2 separate regions of the Mus musculus genome follow, and region 2 is linked to region 1. A link is a loop called in an ENCODE intact Hi-C map of the cell type or tissue named here. Cell type or tissue: left cerebral cortex. All regions are shown on one strand. Links, peaks and the distances in the headings refer to the core of each region. The heading gives the core; the rest is flanking DNA.

Region 1 (11,258 bases), core at 1,004-9,003:
TTGCTATTCTATAGACGTATTTGCTCTTGATGGTTGTATTTGTGTGTGGATGTATGTGGATGTGTGTGTGGATGTATGTATTTGTACAGGTGTGTGTGAAGGTTAAAGCTAACATTTGGTATCTTTCTCTGTCCTTGCTCTCTGCCTTATTTTTCAAGACAGGGTCTCTTATTAAACCTGGAGCTCACCAATTTAGCTAGATTGGCTGATCAATGAACTCCAGGAGTCTGCCTACCTCTGCTCTACCTAGTGCTAGGATTGCAGACATGCACCTGGCTTCTTGTGGGTGCCAGGGATCTGAACTCTGGTCTTTATGCTTGGGTGGTAAGAACTTTACTGATTAAGCCATCTCCCTAGCCAGGTGAGTACTGCTTTTATACATTAAAAAATTGTGTGTGTGTGTGTGTGTGTGTGTGTGTGTGTGTGTGTGTGTGTGTGTGTGTGTGTTTATGTGGGAGTTGGTTCTTTCCTTCCACTAGGGATAGAACTTAGGTTATCTTGACAGAACTTGCCTTTACGCATTGAGCCATCTTACTGGCCTCTAATTTGTCTCTTGAGTTGCCCTATTGTTGGCATCGGGCTGTGCCTACCCTGTGAGGGCTGCCAGGGTCCACACTTGGACCTTAACAACTTCTGTAACAATTCAAACTGAGGCAGAAACCACGATGTCCAGAAAGTACTGACTAATGCACTAAATACCCCTTGGTGAAGATGAGCAAGTATCTTGTTCCTCTCTCAGGTAAGGCAGCTTGGGAGATGAGGGAGGAAGTAGAAGGGGAGAATGAGCCACACAGATTTCAGGGAGGAGCACTGGAGATGGCAGAGGACTGGAGCGTGTGTTGAGAGTGAAGCCCCTGCCTGCCCCCAGCCATCAGGGCTGGGCTTGACCATCCTGAGTTTCCCACAGGCCAGAGTCATGACTCCTGTGTGACAGGAAGGCCAGAAGGACCTCTTAGAACTCAGATCTGACAGTGCCCTGTTCCTTTGCCAGAACCTTCTAGAAGCTTCCCGAAGCTTCCAGCCTCACAATAAAAGCTGAAGTTCTTACTTGGGCCACAGCCTTCTGTTCTCTGACCTTGGCCTCTACAGCTCAGCTCTCTGGCAACAGTCACACTGGCCCCTTGCTGCTGTGCAAAAGCTACAGGCACACTCTTTCCTCTGGGCCTGTCCACCCTCGCCCACTCACCCATTCACTTCCTCTAATCCCTACGTCAGTGTCAATTCCAAATGAGGCCTTCCCTGAGCACCCATCTGTTGCTGTGCCACCAGCAGCTCCTTTTCTGTTTATTTTCCTCCTTCACCCTGGCCAACAGCATCAGGACATACCGTGTCTTTTTGTCATGTGTCCATTAGCCCCTTGGATGTAAGGGTTTCTGTGGTTCTTACTCTAGCTTCAGTAAGTTTGCCTGATCCTAAATCTCCCTTCCCATGGTTTCAGTTGCATCCCACACCCAGCTCAAATAGATGAAATGGAAAATTCTAGAGTAAAAAATCACTCATATGTTGATTTGTGTTCTGTTCTGAGAGCGACTTGAACACAAGTACAGCAGGGTGTGATGCTCGGCTTGATACTGAGATGGCTAAACTAAGCTGGCAATTGAGCTGGATGTAGGGATAACATATCTGCAGCAAGAGAGACAGGGGTGTCAATGGGATCCCATCGCACTGCTCAGAACAGCTTCTCCGGGATTGATGGAGGAAGACAGTAGAGACGGAGCGGAACACATCAGTCTGTGTAACTCACCTCAGTCCATGACATGGGCACTGTCTCACCCCAGATCTTTCCGGAAACTCTGCAGAACTGTGAGACAGTTTGAGAGAGTTAGACTGTATTTGTATAACATTATGATATACTGCTATAGGTGTTCTACTTTTGTTATTAGTTACTAATCTTTTACTGTGACTAATTCATGAGTTAGAATTAATCATGGGTGCTGATGCATAAGGTATCTATAAGTTTGGTCTAAGACATCTACTTGGGGCCTGCCCTGGCTAGTTTCATGTCAACTTGATACAAGCTACAAATTTTTGGAAAAAGGACTCTCAGTTGAGAAAAATACCCCTACTAGATTGGCCTATGGACAAGGCCATGTTACACTTTCTTGTTGGTGACTGATATGGGAGGGTCCAGTCACTGTAGGGAATCCACCCCTGGGGTGGTTGTCCTGGATCCTGTATGGTGCTTCTGGGTTCTATAAGAAAACAGGCTGAGCAAGCCATGGGGAGAAAGCCAGTAAGCAGAACTCTTCAGCTGCTGGCTCTAGGTTCCAGTTTGAACTCCTGCCTTGGCTTCCTCTAATGGACTGTGATTCACGGTATGTAAGCCAAATACAGCCTTTCTTCCCCTTTGGCCATAGTGCTTTATCACAGCAACAGAAATCCTAAGACAGGGCCTAGGTTCAACCTCAGTGGATAAGGGAGGTAGGTTACAGCACTTTGAAAGAGTGCCTGGTATACAACAGGTACTGCTGTAACACTTGTCAAATGAAGGACCCGTGTCCTTTGAGTGGCAAAATGATGTGGACCAGTGGCTACTGTGGCATCACAAGCTAGTCCATTTAGAAGTGCTGGGAGGTGAGGCAAGGTGCTGCACGCCTTTAATTTCAGGACTTGGGAGGCAGATGCAGGAGGATCTCTGTGAGTTTGAGGCCAGCCTGGTCTACAGATTGACAGCCAGAGAACCCTGTCTTGGGAGAGAGAGAGAGAGAGAGAGAGAGAGAGAGAGAGAGAGAGAGAGAGAGAGAGAGAGAGAGCAAATGAACCACTCAGTGTCTCCCGATAAAACTAGAAATGTGAGGATTCTGCCCTCCACCCCCACCCCCAGATTCCTACGTCAAAAGCGGGATGACTGAGATGAAGCCTCAGTCTGAGGTATAATCACAAACAAGGAAAACAAAACGATTGGAAATATCAAGAAAAACAATTTGTAAATCTGAACCATGACAACTGTAAGGCGATGGAGCCCAGCTGCCTTCAGAGTCAGACAACTGTTGCTTGTGCAACTCAGGGCGTCCAGCCCTGGGCTCGGCTACCTTCCTGATTTTTCCTCTGCCATTGTACATCACTACAAATATGTGTGTGTGTGTGTGTGTGTGTGTGTGTGTGTGTGCGCGCGCGCGCATGCGTGCATGCTCCCATGTGTGGACACACTTGTGTGCTATTGAATGTGGATGCATGTGGAAGCTGAGGTTAAATGTGGGTGTTTTCACTGGTTGGTCTCTACCCCAGTACTGTAGCAGGATCGCTCACAGGATCCAGAACTCACTGATCTGGCTAGTCTTGCTACTCAGCTGACTCCAGGATTCCTCATCTTCTGTTTTAAAGGGCGGGGTTCACGGGCCTATGCTCCTGAACACCCAGCATCTATGTAGGTGCAAGCCATCTGTAGTCCAATCCATCTCCCCATAATTTAATATCTTTATTCACCTCAACTCACTTTTAAAACTTAAAAATGGATTTTAGTTTTATCCTAAGAAAGTTTACCTGTAAAATCACAAACTAAAGGACTTATATCTATATGCACATATGCACATACATATATTTTCTAATACATTGGAATTAATGTGAAACAAATTTTCTTTTTTTAAAGATTTATTTATTATTATATAAGTACACTGTAGTATTATTTATTATTATATAAGTACACTGCAGTATTATTATCTAGGTACACTGCAGCTGTCTTCAGACACACCAGAAGAGAGTGTCAGATCTCATTAAGGATGGTTGTGAGCCACCATGTGGTTGCTGGGATTTGAACTCAGGACCTTCGGAAGAGCAGTCAGTGCTCTTAACCACTGAGCCATCTCTCCAGCCTGAAACAAATTTTCAAATGCTTGTCTACCTCTCCTATAGTTTATTAGAGTGCTTTTGAAATCTATCAGAAAAGTTGGGGGAATGATTTTTTTAAGAATATTTTTCTATTTATTTTTTCACAATTTCATACATGTGTGCATCTCTACACGCATACACACTCACTCATACTCTCTCATACATACCCACTAACACACACACATACACACACTCATACACATTGTTGTGTCTTATAAAACAAGAAAAAGGATCCAGGGCTGTGTTTGGTGGAGGTACAGTATGGTGTGGGAAAGTGGGTGTTTCTGCTGGTCCATGCTGAGGCATCCCTGGATAGTATAGTATAGAATAGAGTTTATTTAGGGCATGGGGAGTAGAGTTGAGGGGGTAGTAGAAAGATGGAGGTGGGGAGGAGGGCAGGAGAGGGGAGGGGAGGGGAGGGGAGGGGAGGGGAGGGGAGGGGAGGAGTAGAGGCCAGCCAGGGACAGAAAGGGTAAGAGAGTAAGAAGAGCAGGAGAGTGAGGAGAGGTCAAGCAGCCCCTTTTATAGCCTGCTGTTGCCAGGTAACTAAGGGGCGGAGCCTACAAGGAACGCTAACACACACTTACATGCATATACACACATACATACACACACACACACACACACACACATGACCCAGGGAGTTCCAGTTAGTGTTGTCCACATGCAGATGGTGTGGGGACATCAACTGAGCATGGACACCCTATACTCAGTGACAAACTCCCAAAGAAAAGTGACTCCCACCCCGGCAGCCATCAACCACCAATAGTGCCTCAGATAGAATAGTGCGTCAGCTAGGGCTGAGGGCTCATGAGTCCCTCCCTCCCACATATTAGGTTTGATCTTGTACAGGTGACCACAGCTACTGTGAGTTCCTCTGACTTTTCCCTTCTTTCTACTCCCTTTTCCTTGCTGTGGGAAAACTTTAACAATAAACAAACAAACAAACAAATGTGTGTGTTACAAATTTCCACAATGACAAAATAAAGGAATGGTTGAGGGGAGGAGGAGGTGGAGATGCTCAAGTATGTTCTCATTACACAGGAATGCTGTTCAGAGGTGGAGTTAGATGCCAGAAAGGTGGGCTGGGAGTGTTAAGTTAGTAAGTACTAGAGGAAAGTGGGGAGGGAGCTTAGTATAGTGACATAAGTCTTTGGGACAAGTGTCTAGCTTGTCTAAGTGACTAGCTCTTTAGATTTTTTAGCAAATAAGCCCAGGCTCTGTAGCTAAGGATGACCTTGAAGGCTATAGATCCTCTTGCTTCTGTCGTGTATTAGGATGATAAACGTGTGCCACTCCCCACCCACTCGCATTTATGCAGTGCGGAGAAACCATACCCTGGAACTGAACCAAGGGCCTGAAGCACCCTACCAACTGAACTGTCTTTAGTCTTTGTCCTTGCTTTTAAAAAAGGTTCTTCTAGGTCTTGGGTGGGAAGGCCATTGCTTTGCACCAGCTTACAAGGAGATATCCACACAGACACCCTGTGTGGCCCAAATTCCGTTTTTCCCTTCCCCGTTTTTATTCTTCTTCCTCTTCTTCCTCTTCTTCCCCCCTCCTCATCTTTTCCTCCCTCTCCTCCTCCCCCACTTCTTATTTTCTTTTTTCAATCTTAAATACTTCACTTGAGGGTCCTTGGCCCGGAAGCCCCCGTTTTACTTCACCACGCAGAAGCATGGCTATTTTGGGTCTCTACTGACCTCTGCTGGCCATAGCCCTTTTGTGCACCAGCCACCTCACCAGCAATGCCCGCCTGCATCGGCCTGGGTGGACTCCTGCGTCCGAAGTACGCAGGGTCTCAACTGTACTCCAGAGCCTCGTCCATGGGCTTCTTTCGTGTTCTCTCGGCCCAGTCGACATGAAATGAGTGGAGTGAATCCCAGGTCAGAAAACCAGTGTCCTCCAGCTCTGGATGAACCTGGAGTTTGCAGAGCCAAAGGTTCTAGGAGGAGTAGGCGAGAGCGCCTCCATCTGGACAGAGCTGTGTCCAGAGCAGAAGGCAAAGTAGGGATTCCAGCTGCTAAGGTGGAGCTGGACCACTGAGGTCCACGTTGGAGAAACAAATCAGAGTGAAAGAGGAAGGAAGCAAAAACAGCTACCCACCTGACTTCAGCGGGAGCGACACCTGCTTTCCCACCAGGAAGGGCCTGGATAGAAGGCTATGCATGCTGTACTCCAGAGAATGGATGACTGGCTTTGTCACAAGGGCCAAGTCACAAACCTTTCCGGTCGCTTTGTCTCATGGTTCCGAGGTGCAGAAATCCTATTGGAAACCAGTTTGGGCAGAAAGGACAACATGATCCACAGATTCCAGACAGTGGTGGGTGAGATTTTCTCTATCCTCTGCCAGATGCCTGCCCCTTCATTTGCTCTGCTTTTCTTCCCATAACTGCTATGCACTTCAGCACAGGGAATGGGGAGGAGACCCAGTATATTCATATTTGTTCATATTCTCTGCCCCGCCCCTTTTCTCAAGGGAATGGACCAAGGTGCAGAGCCAGGACTTGTCCTGACGTCTTATATGCCAAAGAGCTATCTATGTTTTCTCGGGCAGTGCTGGGGAGCTCTAAATGTGGGTCACTGCCACCAGCCTGCTGTCTCCCCCTGCCCCTTTCTGCATCACTGGGCCCTGTACCTGCTCCCCAGGCTTCAGTCAGGAGCTTTGCCTTGGTACTATCTAATAGGAAACCTAAGCCAGCTGTGTAAGTCGGAGGCAGAACTCATGGGGTCACACACACGTTAAGTACACAGAAAACACTGAGAGCGGCCTGCTATTTTTCCATAAAAGTGAGTGTGGTATAACCTAGCCTCTCCTGAGGGCAAGGTGGGAGGGCAGCTCGAGCCCAGGAGGTCCAGGTCAGCCTGGGCAACCTAGAGAGAACTTTTTTCAAAATATCAATCAATCAACCAACCAATCAATCAATCAACGTTGGAAAGATGGCTGCTCTTGCAGAGAACCTGAGTCCAGTTGGTTCCCATGGTGGCTCACAACGTCTACAATTCCAGTTTCAGAGGACCTAGTCTTTCCTACACCAGGGCTGCAAGTTATATGCAGAAATACAGACAGACAGAGCACACACACACACGGTTTTTAGTGATTTCTTTTTTAAAAAAAAAATGTGCATTGGTATTTTGACTGCATGTCTGTCTGTGTTAGATCCCCTGGAACTGGAGTTACATAGCTGTGAGCTGCCATGTGGATTCTGGGAATTGAACCAGGGTCCACTGGAAAAGCCAGTGTTCTTAACCATTGAGTCATCTCTCCAGCATATGTATGTATGTATGTATGTATGTATGTATGTATGTAATATATACATATATACTTTTAAAAAGTGTTTACTACTCTTGCAAAAGACCTGGGTGAAGTTCCCAGTACCCATGTGGCAACTTAAACCACCTGTAACTCCAGTTCAAGGGGATCTGGCCCCTCTTCTAGACTTCACAGGCTCATGTACACATGTGCTATATTATATGTATACTTCTGCAGGATCATACACACAGGCACGTATTTAAAAATAAAAGGTAGAGTTAGTATTTGTTCATATCCTCTGTGGCTTGAGATAGCTTTAGATATCTGGGATTGTGGTAGGTAATTGAGAGAAACATGGAGGACAGGAGGACCTTCTCTAGAGACAGGCAGTCATATTCCTGAGGCTCCCTGTATGCCTATAAGCTGTACCTCGCTTGGCTAGTTGTGTCTGAAATTGGGGGACTTTCCTGAGCCTGGGGAAAGCATTCCAACAGAGGCAGGGGACTGGGAGAAACCACATCTCAGAACCTGTTTCCTTTTTGTGGAGTGGCTACAATAACTGAACAGAGGTCCAGTGGGCACTTCTGTAGGCTCTGAGTGAGAAAGCCAGAGCTGGATTCAGAAAAGAGTTCTTCCAGGCCTATGCATTCAATTTATAGGCAAGAAAACAGAAGGAGGGATGGAGGGATGGAAGAAGGGGAGAAATGGGAAAGAGAAAGCTACTTCTGCCCCAGGCTCCCCAGATCTTGGACAGGCATGCCCACCGGAAGTCTGGCATCTCTCTAGTCTCTGCCAAGGCTGGTGTGTATGAATAAGAACTAGAGAAGGGGTACATAGCAAGAATTAAGAGTCCTGGCAAGTGGTCTGAAAGCCAGGGACCAGAAAGAAGACTGGCACAGCAGTGTTGCTCACTGCGGGTCTAGACACCCAAGCATGGAGAATACACTTCCTCACTCAAATCTCCTGTCTCACTTAATGACAAACTTCTATGAGGAGGAAGAAGAGGCGGGGGGTGGGGGGTCAGGACCCCAGACACCTCACATTGGGGAGAAAGTGATCAGTCAACACCCACACACCTGTTGCCCAGCAGGACTGCCTGCTGCTTCTTGGTATTCCCAAAGGGGACAGAGGAGGGAAGAAATCACACTGGGGTCGACATGCTCAGATCCACAGTAGACACTCATAGCCAAGGCATCATGCGTGCCTTTGCCTATACTGCCAGGAAGCCTTACAGGGTCATCACACCAGTGGAAATGCACTGAGGGAATTGGCTCCTGCTGGAGGTCCATCCAAGCCAGAGATAGATCTAAAATCAGAATGCAGGAAGACTGACCTGTGATCCAGGCCTGGATTCCCCCAGATCAGTCTCTGTGTTGGGTGGAGGGCTGGTGGACGGCTCTACAGTCAGCTATGGATAAGCATTTGTAGCTGTGACAGTGACCAGACATGGACCCTCAAGAAGCCCAGTGGTGAAAGGTCACGGATGGATGAATTGTTCTTTTCTCTAATGTTACCCAGGAGTCTAAGTCAGTCTCATTTTTTCCCATGTAGAATATGATCTTTATGCAGATGCTTTCTTTACTGGGACTCGCCAAGGCGAAATCCAGACTCTGCCCCCTCTCTAAGAGTTCAGTGTACCTGCCTTGGCTGGGCAGGAGTGGAACTAGCCTTGATCAGCCCATTCTGACGCCTTCTGGGACACAGAGAAGCCACCTCATCCGAAGGGTCCTTGCCATCATTTAGGGGTGACATTAGCATCATTTATAGAGAAAGCTCACATTTGAGGTTGTGGAAGGAGATGGTGTGAAGAAGAAGGGTGGGGAGAGCCTAAGAGCTGCTATCTTTGAGGAATGGGCCCCAGTAGACAGGGCAGGTGCCCCGCTGTCTCCTCTCCCATAGCTTCTCATGTTTATTTCCTCCAGGAAGCCCCCCTCAAAGCCCCTGTTCTCACTGGGCTCCTCTTGGAGACACTTCCTTTTACTGCTGTCAGCCAAACTGACATTTCTGCTACTGTTTGGCCTGAGTCATAGGATACAGATCTTGTTGCTGGCTGCAGGGAGTGTACTCAGTTGTGACCATGCCTATATCCTGCCCCCATAAAAATGAGTGGTTGCTATGATGACAATGCCTCCTCCTCCACAGAGGCCATGGAATGAGTGACAATTCCCACTTACAATAAGTAATATATCTGCTGGGGAACCCATGGACATCTGAAGATCTGAGTGAGTAAAGTCTGAAGTGGAAACTTAAAGGATCTTAGGAAAGTCAGTTGGTTGGATGGTGTTTTGTTGGAGCACCCATGAGAAGGAACGTTTCGTTAACGTGGACACAGGTGTGAAAGGCTCAGGCAGACTCGTGAAGGGATGTTCCACTGAAGCAGACACAGGAGAGAGGATGCTCTGCTAAAGCAAGCACATGAATGGACACGTGATGAAGGATTCTTTGCTAACAACACACATGTATTGGTTCACCTTACTTTGCTTAGTTGGGCTACATTTGTTGGGACTCCATAGAGAGAAATGAGAAACGCACCAAAAAACTTCGAGTGGTGTGCTGCAATTTCTCGCTGCTTCCGTGGACTCAGGCTGATTGGATGCAGGTGGTGAGGCAAGACCTGTGCTGAGGCAAGGCACATGGAGGGCACATGATGTTTGGAGGGGGTATAAATAGGACTCCACGGAGTGATGGAGACAGAGCTTGGCTTGCTGGTACAGCTAGCTATACAATGCTTGTGGGTCTTGAGGCTTCGCTGATCTTGGTTTCCTTGAGAGAGGCACAGCCAAGAACTTCTCCTGGTGTCCCTCTGGGTCCCTCCTGCTGACTCGAGCTGAGGCTGAGGCCTGGCTGTCTCTCTAGGTCATGTCATGTCACTGCTGTTGCTAACTCAACTCTACCAAACTGGACCGCTGGTGTATCCATGAGGTGTTTGCGAGTGGATCGAGCTGTTGCTGCTTACTAACTAGTAAACTGAACCACCAATTTCCAGACAACACAGATGGGAGTTGCTCCAAAGAACCTTTCTAAACAGGTCCCCTTCCCCTGTATCCTTTCTTTTTCACGTGTAGGCTACAAGGGAAGTTAAAGAGTTTTAGAACCATCGCTAAAAATAGGATTTGAAATGATTAAAGTTACAGAAGAAGTCCCGCCCATGTGGATTTGTGCTGTCAACAGGGGCAAGGCCACGTCAATGACTGGGCCTCACAGGAGTGGTAAAGCCTTGCCTGGGTAAAGCTCAAGACGGGTGGCCAAGTTTTCCCCTGTGGGGGGGGGGGGGTGTCAAGTGTGAATAAGTGGCCGATGTGTGTTCATCCTGTGGAGTCTTTACAGATGGAGACTGCTCACCAACAGAGATCTACTGAAAGTAACTAGTTTCTGCCCCTGTGGTGTACCTAATAAACACAATGAGGTTGCCAGTAGTGGTAGGTGCCCTCCGTGAGAGCTTGCCTCCCCTCCCCCAACACTGGCCAGCTCTCCTGTTTTGCTTTTATTTTAAAAAAAAATTACTCAAATGTCTCAATTATTTTTCCATTACTGTGACAAAGCGCCATGACCAAGGCCACTTATGAAATGAAGTGTTTCATTAGGCTTAGGATTCCAGAGGGTTAGAGTCCATGATAGTGGGGCACCAGTGCACAGGACAGGGAGTAAAACCTAAGGTGCCAGGAAAGGACCTGGAGTCCCAATGGACACTGTTCAACTAGTCAGGACAGCCTATTGTCTTATGATTTAGACAGGATTTAATATGTCACATGAATTACCAACACATCTGCAGTGGCAGCTCCTTAAATTAGTACAGATATAATTGGGAGTTAATTGGGACCCACCTCCCAGGTGTTTGGACCCACAATAACAATACCAAGGATGTGGCCCAGTTTATGGCAGCATCTCCTAGAAACGCAAAAGGTTTATGCTTCTCCTACTGATGCAAAAATGACCCTCGAACTAAGAAATCCGCCTGCCTCTGCCACCACTGCCCGGCTAGCAGTAAGCACTCTTAAACACTGAATCATCCCTCCAGTCCTAGCCTACAGAACTTTATGCTCATTCTTTTGTCACATGCACTCGCGCGCAGACACACACACACACACACACACACACTCAGATTTAAGCATATTTTTCTTTTTTTTTTCCATTTTTTATTAGGTATTTAGCTCATTTACATTTCCAATGCTATATCAAA
Region 2 (11,258 bases), core at 1,489-9,488, 150 kb before region 1:
AATGTTTAGTAGAAAAATAGGACACAATTTATATTAATTAAAAAAGGAATATATTTATCAGGGCCTAACAAGAATTCACTGAAAACAATTGCCAAACTCACTTGAATAATATACTTCTTAGTAGCATAAAATAATACAATTAACAACATTCAGTGAAAATTTTGACCAAAATCCCTACAAGATTAAAACCCCAACACATATATACTGCCATGATCCTCTACAAAAGCCTCAGGCCCCATAATAGAACTAGTATTGTTGAAAAACTCACTGTAGCCTAGCCAACCAGAACTCCATTTCATGCCCACTAAGCTCACAAGAAGCTAATGATTAAAGCAGGCAGTTTTGTGTGTTAATAATTCAGTCTTGAAAAGTATTTTACACATAGAAAATAGCACACATCTTCAGTGTTTAGCCTGGATTTTGGAAGGGGGTTGGTTTTTCAAGACAAGGTCTCTCTATGTAGCTCCAGCTTTCCTGGAACCCACTCTTGTAGACCAGGATGCCTTGGAATTCACAGAGATCTGCCTACCTCTGCCTTCTGAGTGCTAGGATTAAGGTGTGTGTACCACCACCACCCGGCTCAGCCTGGAAATTTTTGACACATGTATCTACTGATGTAATATTCACATGGATTATTTCCCTGAGTCCAGAAATCTTCCTCATCCCCTTTTCTAGTCAACATCTCTACCTCCCAGACACATCTCTATTCTGATTTCCACCACTTTGGATCAGCTCTGTCTTACATGAGATTACATACTACTTTATAACCAACTCCACATAATCTACCCATGTCACTGCATCTGTCAGAAGGGCCTTTAAACTGGTCAACAATACTCCTTTGTGTATATATAGTACCTTATATATTTGATAGGCATGGGAACAAAACACCATGTTATTAATTTTCCATGAGAAATACAATAGGCTGGTGGCCAACCTGTCCTCTACTAGTCATTCGTTACATAGAAAGCCTGACTCTTGAGAAAGAGTCTGGGATCTGAACAAAAGGAATTTGTTGGATGATGTAAATATCTAACTCTTAACCAAGGTGTTCTATCAAGAAACTTGACATTAGATACATGAGACTGACATTTCCTTGGGGATTGTTTTAACGCTGAGTACAGTTACATTTAATAGCCTGGGACTGAAATGTCCTTCGTCACATGTTAATATTAACATTGGGCATTTCTCTCTTCCAAGATGCTCTGCATATTGTAGCTTTTGGTTTTGTTAAATGATTTGAATTTCCCCCTTCCTTCTATCTTCAGGTCTGTTTATCTGTCTGCTTGAGACAGGGTCACCTGTAGCCCAGGCTGGCCTCCAACTCACTATGTAGCTGAGGATGGTCTTGAACTCCGGATCCTCCCACATCTGCCTCTCAATTTCTGACATTGCATGTACGCACACTCATGCCCAATAATCTCCAAGCCTTGCTTGAAGGACTTGATAGTCCTCTGGTTTAAGGGATTTCACATGAGATCTAGTCCACAAGTCTGGGCTTACTTGGAAGAGAGCCCCAGGAGTCAGTCCTCATTTATGCTTCAGTACTCAAGGTCTGTGCAAAGACCCAGAGTTTTAATTCTAAAATCTGTAGACGGTCAGAATAGCTCATGCGGCAGATGACCAATTCAAAGTAATTTGGACAAACTGAAGCACAGAAGCAAACCAACATATAAAAGATTAGGTAAGACAATTTTAAGTTAATCAAAAGTGCAGTTTGGGTCTGAGGCTAGATTTCAGCTGCTAGAGTATTGGCCTAGCATATCTGAAGCCCTGAGTTCTACTCACAGTACCTGATGAGCTGGGGATGCTCACACTGCCTGCAATCCCAGAACTCAAGAGGTGGAGGTAGGAGGATCAGGAGTTCAAGGTTCAAATACATAGCAAATTCTAGACCAGTTTGGATTCCATGAGACCCTTTCCTAAGGAAAAAAAAATAAGATTTTGGAATAATCTGGTTGACTAAAATAGTTATTTATATCAAAAAAAAGAGAAGAGCTACTTTAATCATTTGCATTATTCTGAACTTATTGAAGTTCCTACGTAATAATTTTGAATTCTGGCCACCACAATTTAAGACATTTTCCACTAAATGAGTTTACTATATCGTGACATCACTAATTTATTCATCCCACAGATATGAGACTATTTACTTTGTGCAGGAGCTATCATACAGATGGTGGTTCTTTACCCAGACATCCTCATCCGTGTGATAGTGTCTCAGACGAAGAGAGCACTCACACACAGGAGGATCTGGGATAACCCTTCAAGTGGGCAGAGCCTGAGGCTGAAGCTATGGTTCTGCTGTCCAGTATCGCTGTCTCACCCAGCCCACTGTGGCTCTTCAAGGGTAAGCTTCCCAGGGAATCTAGTACAGGGGCTGCATTGCAACTTCTACCACAGACGTACACAGAAGAACAGAGTCACTTCAGAGGACAGGCTGGAGTCCTAGTCCTGCTCAGAGAAGCTCCTTGGTTTGTTTTGCATCTCCTCCCAACAGCCTGCAAGCTCAGTGAACCAATGCTGTGTCTGAGGGTGATCCAACCTCAGGTGCCTTTATGGCCTAGATACAAACCTGCTCGGTTAACTGATCCGAGAGGCCTGGAGTCCCCAGCGTGTCTGCAAGAAGCTGGACTCAAGACAGCACTTGTTAATGTCGTATCTATGTACTGGCGACTGTCGTCGTCTGTTTTCTGCTGCTATAACTGAATACTGAAGACTGGCTGATTTATGAACAATAGCTGCTTATATGACTCATGACTCTGGATGTCAGGAAGTCTAAGTGCTTAGTGCTGGCACCTGTGGAGGGCCTCCTGGTGGCCTGGGGGATATGGTCCAATCTATCATATGGTGAAACAATGCAAATGTAAAAAAAGAAAGAACGAAATCGCTACCATCCACCTGATGGCAGTCTTTCCTAGTGTTTCCTGAATATCCAGGACGATTTCAAGAGTACTTTCCATGGAAATCCAATCCTTTTCTACGGGGACATCCAGCGTCACATGACTGGAAAAAAAAGTAGGCTTGATCCGGGGACTACCAGGTCAGTGCAGCCACTGGGTAATTCTAGATGCTTTCTTTGAGGGATATACGATTTTTCTCACTAAAATATAATCAGCCTATATTTCTTCTTTATCTTTCTTTTCTTTTTTTGAGACAAGATTTAACTCTGGCTTTGACTTCATCATAGTCCTCCTACCTCAGTCTACCAAGCGCTAGAATTACAGGCATGCTACCACAACGCTCAGTTCTGATTCTTTCATGTGCTCAGGGCAGTTTGATTGTTTCGAGATAAGGCTGGTACTCACTACGTAGACTAGGACAGCCTAGAACTCACAAGAGCTCTGCCTTCTAGCATGCCCATAGTGCCCATGCCACCAGACTCATAATGGCATTTGGGTCAACATGTCCATAGACTCCTTGTGACAGTCATCAAAAATAGCATGATGGCCAACATGTCCATACACACCACCCCAATAAGATAGGGCTCAGAAATGTCATGTGGGCAAAGAATTTAATATGTGCCTACTGCTTCTGTGTCAAGCACCGTTCTGGGCACTGTACCTACCACACAGAGAATGGCAGACCCTTCAAAAAGAAAAGGATTGAGGGGGTGAAAAATCAAGTCATCCTTTTTCTAGTCCCCAAGTTCATGGAGCAAGATCGTGCCCTGTCCACAGAACTTCCAGAGGTAAGACAAGGTAGTGCTTATACCTCAGACAAGTGTGTGGCAGGTCCCTTTGTAGTACTGACCAGGAGTCTGGTGGCCAGTAGCACCCAGCAGAGGACACCTGTACTACTCAGGAAAGAAGCAGGAGCCAGGGCTTGTTTTGTCTCCAGTCTTTCTGCTCAGTCAGGTGGCTGGCAAGACACTTTCTCTGAAAAGCTTTGCAGAGACACCTCAGCCTTGCTTCCAAGAGTCACACAGAATGAATGTCTGTAGAAGAGTCTTTTGCCGGGTAGTCTGTCGTAGTCTGTCACTCTCTATTTGGAGAGCAAGACCTTGTGGGATGAGGACCAAGGATAGGGAAGTAATGACAAGGAGACGACATCAAACTCTGGTGACCTGTAATATTCTGAAGCCAAGGTGTAATTCATGTTGCGAGCACATGTAGCCATGCCTCCTGGCCACCGAGCTGTTCATTTGCACCCAAGCCCTATCATGTAGGTATCCTCCTTCCTCCACACGCACGTTGTACACAGATGCACGTGCATATTGCCTCCCTTCTATTATTCTTTGCCTTATTTTGTAAAAAGACTTGTTTGTTTTTATTATATGTGTATGAGCGTTTGCCTGCATATTTGTATATGTACGATGTGCATGCCTGCCTGGTCCACGCAGAGACTGAAAGAGGATGTTAGGTCTCCAGGAGCTAGAGTTGCGAGTGGTTATGAAGCATCATGTGGCTGCTGGGAACTGAGCCTGAGTCCTCTGCAAGAGCAAGAAAGCGCTCTTCATCCATGAGTCATCCCTCCAGCCCCTCCACTTTATTTTCTGAGACAGGGTCTTCCACTGAACTGGGAGCTCATCAACTCAGTGACTAGCTGGCTAGTGACTGCCAGAGACCCTCCTGACTCCACCTCCCTGAAACTAGCATTATAAATGCAAGTCACTAGGCCCAGCTTTTTCCATAATAGGGGGGGGGAGGGGGATTCAGATTCAGATCCCTCTGGTTGTACAGCAAGCACTTGACCACTGCACTCCATTTTTATAGACAAAGAAGCTGAGACACAGAGATATCACAGAGCCAGCCAGTGGGAGCTGGAATTCTGAGCCACTGAGCCTGACTCCAGAGACTGCTGCCCCACATATGCTCCATCCTTACATATTTGGGTCCCAGGGGAGAATAGGAGGTGGTCTACTCCACAATATTCTCTCTATCTAGAGCCCACCATCCTGTAAGTGAACATGTAGTGAACTGAATGATGGGATGCAGGCTTCTTTCTAAACAATCTTTTCCTACCCATAATCCTTTACATAGCACCCCTAGCTCTCTCCAAACCTGGGCTTTGCCCCTCCTCAGTCCCATATTTCCTTTGAGTATAAATACAGAGCTCTCCTTATTTGCTTAACTCTCAGAATTGTCACCCCTGGTCCACAACCATCTGGGCTACATCCCTTTTTGTACAAAAAAAGCCTTTGTCTTCTTATGAAAATGATGGGGTCCCGCCCATAACTGTACCCAGCATTAACGGTGGTGGAGTGAGACTTGCCTCATGGAAAAAGAGAGCAGCATATTTCTTTGCATTTGAATACTTCCAGGACCTTGCCTTGGCAGCAAACCAGTTCTGGATTGGCCCCCAGGATGCTCACTCTGTATGGTGCCATGGGTCTCTGGAAAATCTACTGAGTCTTGTGTGCCTCTTGGATATTTTTTAAGTGCACAAAATTGGACTCATAGAGGAACAGTGGAATTAAATTATGTGGAAATAGGGTCACAGGAAAGTATTGGTGAGGTAGCACTGTGTGTTTTCATTGTACTACAGAGTTAGATTCAGCACTGGGTTGAAGTTTTATAATTCTGATATGATAACAAAAATGGTCTGTACATGTATCTGCAGCTGCCGTCGTGAGATAGGAAAATCTCTGTGGTTTCTGGTGGTAATGAGTTAGAGCTGCTGCTGATGTCAGTGGGGTCTGTTGCCTCTGTTTGCCAGGAAAGAGATGCTGAATTTCAATGAAAAGTTAGGAGAAATCAGCACAGAGACTCCCTCCTCCTTGAATGTGCATTCTAGGGAATTATAATCCTTGCCAACTTGGGTTGGAGATTCCAGACCTCATGGTAGCCATGGCTTGTCTGTAATGAAAAGACCAAAAAACAGGTTCAAAAATGATGCCCCCCTTTTGACATTCTCATTGTCAGGGCTGGAAATCAAGGATTTATTTTTTAAAAAAATCAATGTTCTGAGTGGTGACTCTCCAAGAACACTTGCTATGTCGCCATGTGCCTGTCCTTGTGCTGAGAGATGCCCGTGAGAGCTGAGAGCTGTTACCCTGTGCAGATGAGGAAGACTTGGCTGAGGGGCAGAGAGTGATCTTCCATGATCAGATGGCAGGTTTGCCTCATGCTCCCGCCTTCCCTCCCGCTAAACCAAATGCACCCGACACGTGCCCAAACACATTTTCAAAAGATTCTATTTTAAAGCCAGGCATTGTGGTATATACTATAAATTCCAGCACTGGGAAAGCAGAAGCAAGATCTCTGTGAGTTTAAGGCCTATTTAGTGAGTTGCAACCCACCAAGGGCTACATAGAAAGATCCTGTCTAAAAAAAACTTATTCCATACTTAATTGCATGTGTGTGTGTGTGTGTGTGTGTGTGTGTGTGTGTGTGTGTGTGTGTCTGTGTGTGTGTGTCTGTGTGTGTGTGTCTGTGTGTGTCTGTATGTCTGTGTGGGTTTGTGGACATGAGTGCAGGTACCTAAACAGGCCAAAAGATGATATCCCAGATCCCCTGAGGTTACAAGATAGTTGTGAGCTGTTTGATATTGATGCTGGACATGAAATTTAGGCCAGTCCTGAGTCTAACCACTGAGCAATCTTGCCAGTCCCCTTACTTTGTTTCTGAGGCAAGGTCTTGCTGTATGACCCAGGCTGGTTTCAAACTAATCTTTTGAAATGGAGCCTAGGCTCACCTCAAGCTTATAATCCTCTTGCTTCTGCCTGCTTAGTGCTGGGATTACTGCCACACACTCCCCTTAACACATTTTATTTTAGACTTGAGATGACTCATAACAATGCTGTAGTAACAATAGTAGTCTACCAAATGGGGTCAGACTATTCATACTTAAGAATCTTTCTATCATCACCATCACTGGCATCATAATCATCAAAGCAATGGCTAATCCTAATCACGTATTTTATTCCAAATAAAGGAGCTACTGTTCAAAGGAATTAACTCATTTGACCTCTCTAACAACAAGTTGCTATGGTTTGGATGTGGCTTGTGCCCTAAGGAGTTATGTGTTGGAAGCCTCAGCGTGTCAATGTTTGGAGGTGGTGCAACCCTAAAGGGTGGTTAGAAGAAGAATGTCATTGGGGAGTATTGTCCATGGAAGGGATTGACTAATTCAGTTTTATGGGACCCTAGAGAGTTATAAATAGAGTGAGTTATTCTAAAAGAGCTAGCCTGGTCCCAAGTGATGGCTCCTTCTCAGTCATGTCCCCATGATGGCACCCACCACCCTGTGATATAGCTAAGGAGGCCTCTGACAGAGCCCGGAAGGGTAGAGCTACCCAATCTTGGCCTTCTAGCATTTACAACTATGAATTAAATAAATCTTTTTTTCTTTACAAAGTAGCCAGTCTCTGGTATTCCACTGCAGCAATAGAAAATGAACTAATATATGGGTCATATTATCATCCTCATTTCAATGATGAAGACACTGAAGTTAATAAGTTATAATATTTGGTTAAGGGTCAACACAGTTATCAAGCCAGAATCCGAACCATGGAAATGTGGCTGTGACATCTTCCCCTTCTTTTTCCGTAAATGGTTTTAATTGAAGTGGGACATGTAATTAGCAAAGAGCATAAGCTATGCTCCCATGAATTTTCATAGTGAGCACACCCCCCAGATGAGAAAGTGGAAACACACCAGCCCTTGACAGCTCCTCATCTGTTCCTAGAAGTCCATAAACACTGCCCCCCTGCACCACCACAGCCTCTGCTGTCTTAATTTTTAGCATCCTTGATTAGTTCTGCCCTGCTTTGAATGTATGTAAATGATCTTTCATCCTTTACCGCTTTGCTCCTACTCATTATAACGGCCCCGGAGCCAAACAATAGCCTCTAATTCCCAGTGTATGAGGAAACCGAGCTATCTCCAATGGCTCAACAACCTTCTGATACCCTAGGCCAAAATGTGATAGAATTGGGATTCTAACCCATGTCTGGGGGGGGGGGGGGCGGTGCTAATGCTTCTGCCACCTCAGCTTCAGTTTCTGCTGTAGAATGCTGACACCAGGATTGGGAATATTTGTGTGAATAAAGTGTTCTACCGCCTGCCCTAAATGGATGCCAAAATCCTGTCATTGAATTACTTTCCCCATAGTTGGCAACAGTCTTTCCTCACCAGGTACTTGGCTTCCTCCTTCAAAGATCCATGGTCACTCTTGGGCAAGACTGACTACTACCCATGACATGCAGCCAACACACTCTGTCTCCATCTCCCTGCTCCCCGCAGGCTGGGCTCATCTGGTGTGGTGTTACACAAGCAATCACACACATTTATTGTTTATCTACTGCCATTAGTAGTAAGTGCTTCTCTGGGAGTGTGGAGATGACTTGTCAGGTAAAGTGCTTGCTTCACAAGCATGAAGACCTGAATTTGTAGCCTCAGCACCCACATAAAAGCTGGACACACTGAGAGGCGGAGACAGGAATCCCAGGAACTTGCTGGCCAGACAGCCTACCTGAAACAGCAGTTCCAGGTTCAATGAGAGACTCTATCTCAAAAAGTAAGGTGGACACCAATAGAGGAAGACACCCGATATCAACCTCTAATTTCCAGACTTATGCATGGGTAAATACCTGTGTGTGTGTGTGTGTGTGTGTGCGCACGTGAGTGAGCGCTTTCTCTCTTTCTCTCTCATTCTCTCTCTCTCTCTCTCTCTCTCTCTCTCTCTCACACACACACACACACACACACACACACACACACACACACCACACAGAGAGTTGTCTTGTTCCCAGATTTATATGGTACACAGCAGGTACCTGATACAATCTGAAGTAAAAGGTAAAATTAATCAGCATGGAATTTCCCCACCAAAACACAAAAGCCCCAGTGAAGGAAGGATACAGTGAATTTAAATCCAGAGCTCTGTTCACAGGGGCAGTGCTGTGACTGCATCTTATGTCTGCTTTTCCACTGAGGCAAAGACTGGAGGTTGGGAAAAAAGAGGTCACAGGCATCAGCTTTTCTGCTGGCCCAGAGATCATGGAAATCCTGCCTGATCCTTACCAGGCTGCTACGATAGCCTCCTGCTAGTGACTCTAGCAGCCAAAATGCCTGGTCCCAAAGCTTCACACAGGAGAGCCATCTAATAGGACTCCTGTGTGCCACGGGCATTGAGAAGGGTGTGAGCACAGGCAAATGAGCTGCATCACGCATAGATATAAAGGACTGCAGCCATCAGGATTCACATATCATCAGTGCTCACCAGGATGGAGGGCGGCCCAGAGCAGCTCCATCTGGGCAAGGCACTGGAGGAGGCAGGGGGTGGGCGGGCCTTGGCTGAAATCCAAGAGCTGGCTCTGAAGTGGTTCATGGAGACACAGGCCCCCTCTATCCTACAGAATGGAGTTCTGCCCCCCTGGTTTCATGGATTCATCACTCGCAAGTAAGGCTGCCCCTGACCACAAGACCAGCATGATCTGCAGCTCCTCAGGGCTGGGAATATGGCCCAAGGACTCCAGAACCTTGGGCTCCTGACCTTTCCCTCACTAAGCAGGACCCTGGGGTAGAAGGGACAGATTGTAGAAGCTTTTGAAGGCACATATGGAGGGCATTTGCCTAGCGGGATCTTGGGTAGTTGCAGCTGTGGGAAGAACCACAGTGGACTGAGTAGGAGCTAGGCATGTTTAGATGAGTTCTGAGTATCTTGGTGAAAGTTAGAAGACCATGCCATGTGCCAGCACTGGAATGTTATTGTAATTGAGGTAGAAAACTGTCCAGGAAACCTAGACACATGATTATCCTGGCATAGAGGCAAGGATGTGAGACTTGGCATTGTGGTTGAGAGAGATCTTCAAGCTTCCCAAGTACTAGATGGAAAAAGGAATGAGAAACAAAGCCCACCAACCAGGTCCTGACCCAGTGTCTAACACAGCACCGGGGACAGCTTTGCGGACCACACGAGGCTGTGTTCAGGGGACCTGCAGCTGTCTTAATGCTCTGTGTTATGTCTTGATGCCCTTTGTTTGGAAATAAGGGGTCCCATATATTCATTTGGCACAGATCCCTGAAAATTATGAAGGTAGTTCTAGTGATGTAGTGATGTATTTGGTGAGTAAGTGGGTAAGGAATTATATGATCTGTGTTCTTCCAAGCCAAAGGAAAAAAATACTAGAATTTTCCATTGTACCTCAAAAACACTTGGTATCATGTAGAAGGACCCGAAGGGATGGTAGTGATTTTTTTTAAGCTCCTCTTGTAACCAAGCTTGAGACACAACAGCAGCTCTTTGCTACAGACACTCTTATGTAGTGTGCCTCTTGCACAACTACACACTTAGTCCCAAGACAGGGATCCCTACTGATGTGAAAGTTCCTGGTATAGTTCTTTCTATACAGTTATCTGAATAGAGAGCTGGAAGCTGCAGGTTGTGTCTATTGCTCCTGCTGACAAGGCTACATTGCAGGGTGGAAGGTGCCTGTCGCCTGGGGACTCACATTCAACGACAGACTGTCTTTAGTTTGCTCACTTGAGCCAGAACCAACCACAGACTGCACCTTGAAGGCCTCAGAGTCAGTCAAAGAGCTCAGAAGGTTCTCTATCAAGGGCTGAAAATCTGTCTCAATTTAGAACTCTAGGCCACTGTCTGAAAGGATCCTGAAGCAGATCCAATTCAGGCTGCTTGGTTACTGTGAGGGTACAGGTCCCAGTTAATGGTGTGTCCTCTGTCCAGGCAAACAGAGCAGCTACTCAGGGACAAAGCCCTCGGTTCCTTCCTCATCCGCCTCAGTGACCGGGCTGTCGGCTACATCTTGTCTTATAGGTAAGTGGGAAGCCCTCTATGAAGAGACAGGTAGCCTAGGGGTTCCATAACCCAGAACCTGCTGATGAGCACAGAGGTTCAGAAACCCACTATCTGGTTTTCTCTGGGCCCTGACGCCATAGTTCAGTCATCCTCTGCTTGGCCAACCCTTTCAGAGCACCAACACTATCAGCCAGGGATGTTGCTGCAGCCTTCAAAGGGATGAAGGGAGCCAGATGAAACATCTTCCCGGTGGGTGCAGATGAACTCTAAGTCCAGTGGCAGAGGAACAGGCTTGCTAGTGGGAAGAGGGCATGGTTGGGTATAAAGTCTTTCTACTAAGTGGACTGGCATGAGCGTAAGTACAAGATTTTGAGAGTCACAGATCCTTGGGTGCAGCCAGACAAATCTCTGGGAAAAGGATAGCCATAGATGAGAAGTCTGAGAACAAAGAAGGGATCCAGGCAGAGTGCTTAAGGAGGGAGAACTGGAGGCAGTCTGGAGGTGTGAAGGCTGTGACAACCCACAGCATTGGTTGGGTATGAAGATCTTGGGTCTTA

Evidence for each region. Peaks named below come from ENCODE experiments on the same cell type or tissue, not always from the same donor. Only the 100,000 strongest peaks of a DNase experiment are listed, where the experiment ranks them.
Region 2: a loop joins it to region 1, with 2.3 times the contacts of the local background. A loop is called at or near these places in 6 of 42 quality-filtered maps.

What each region holds. Positions count from the first base shown.
Region 1 is chr9:54,671,116-54,682,373 of GRCm38, forward strand. Gm39341 (a long non-coding RNA gene) reads right to left here and starts at 6,087. Exons shown (of 3, transcript XR_870774.2): 1 at 5,932-6,087; 2 at 1,745-1,801. In left cerebral cortex, for the core only: CTCF peaks have their summits at 5,565 (motif pointing left) and 5,775; DNase peaks (open chromatin) are centred at 5,595 and 5,755; H3K4me3 peaks cover 424 bases.
Region 2 is chr9:54,524,980-54,536,237 of GRCm38, forward strand. Sh2d7 (SH2 domain containing 7) reads left to right here and starts at 9,144. Exons shown (of 6, transcript NM_173778.4): 1 at 9,144-9,342; 2 at 10,630-10,719. The coding sequence starts at 9,167. In left cerebral cortex, for the core only: a CTCF peak has its summit at 2,894 (motif pointing right); DNase peaks (open chromatin) are centred at 2,904, 6,095, 6,671 and 9,214; H3K27ac peaks cover 361 bases.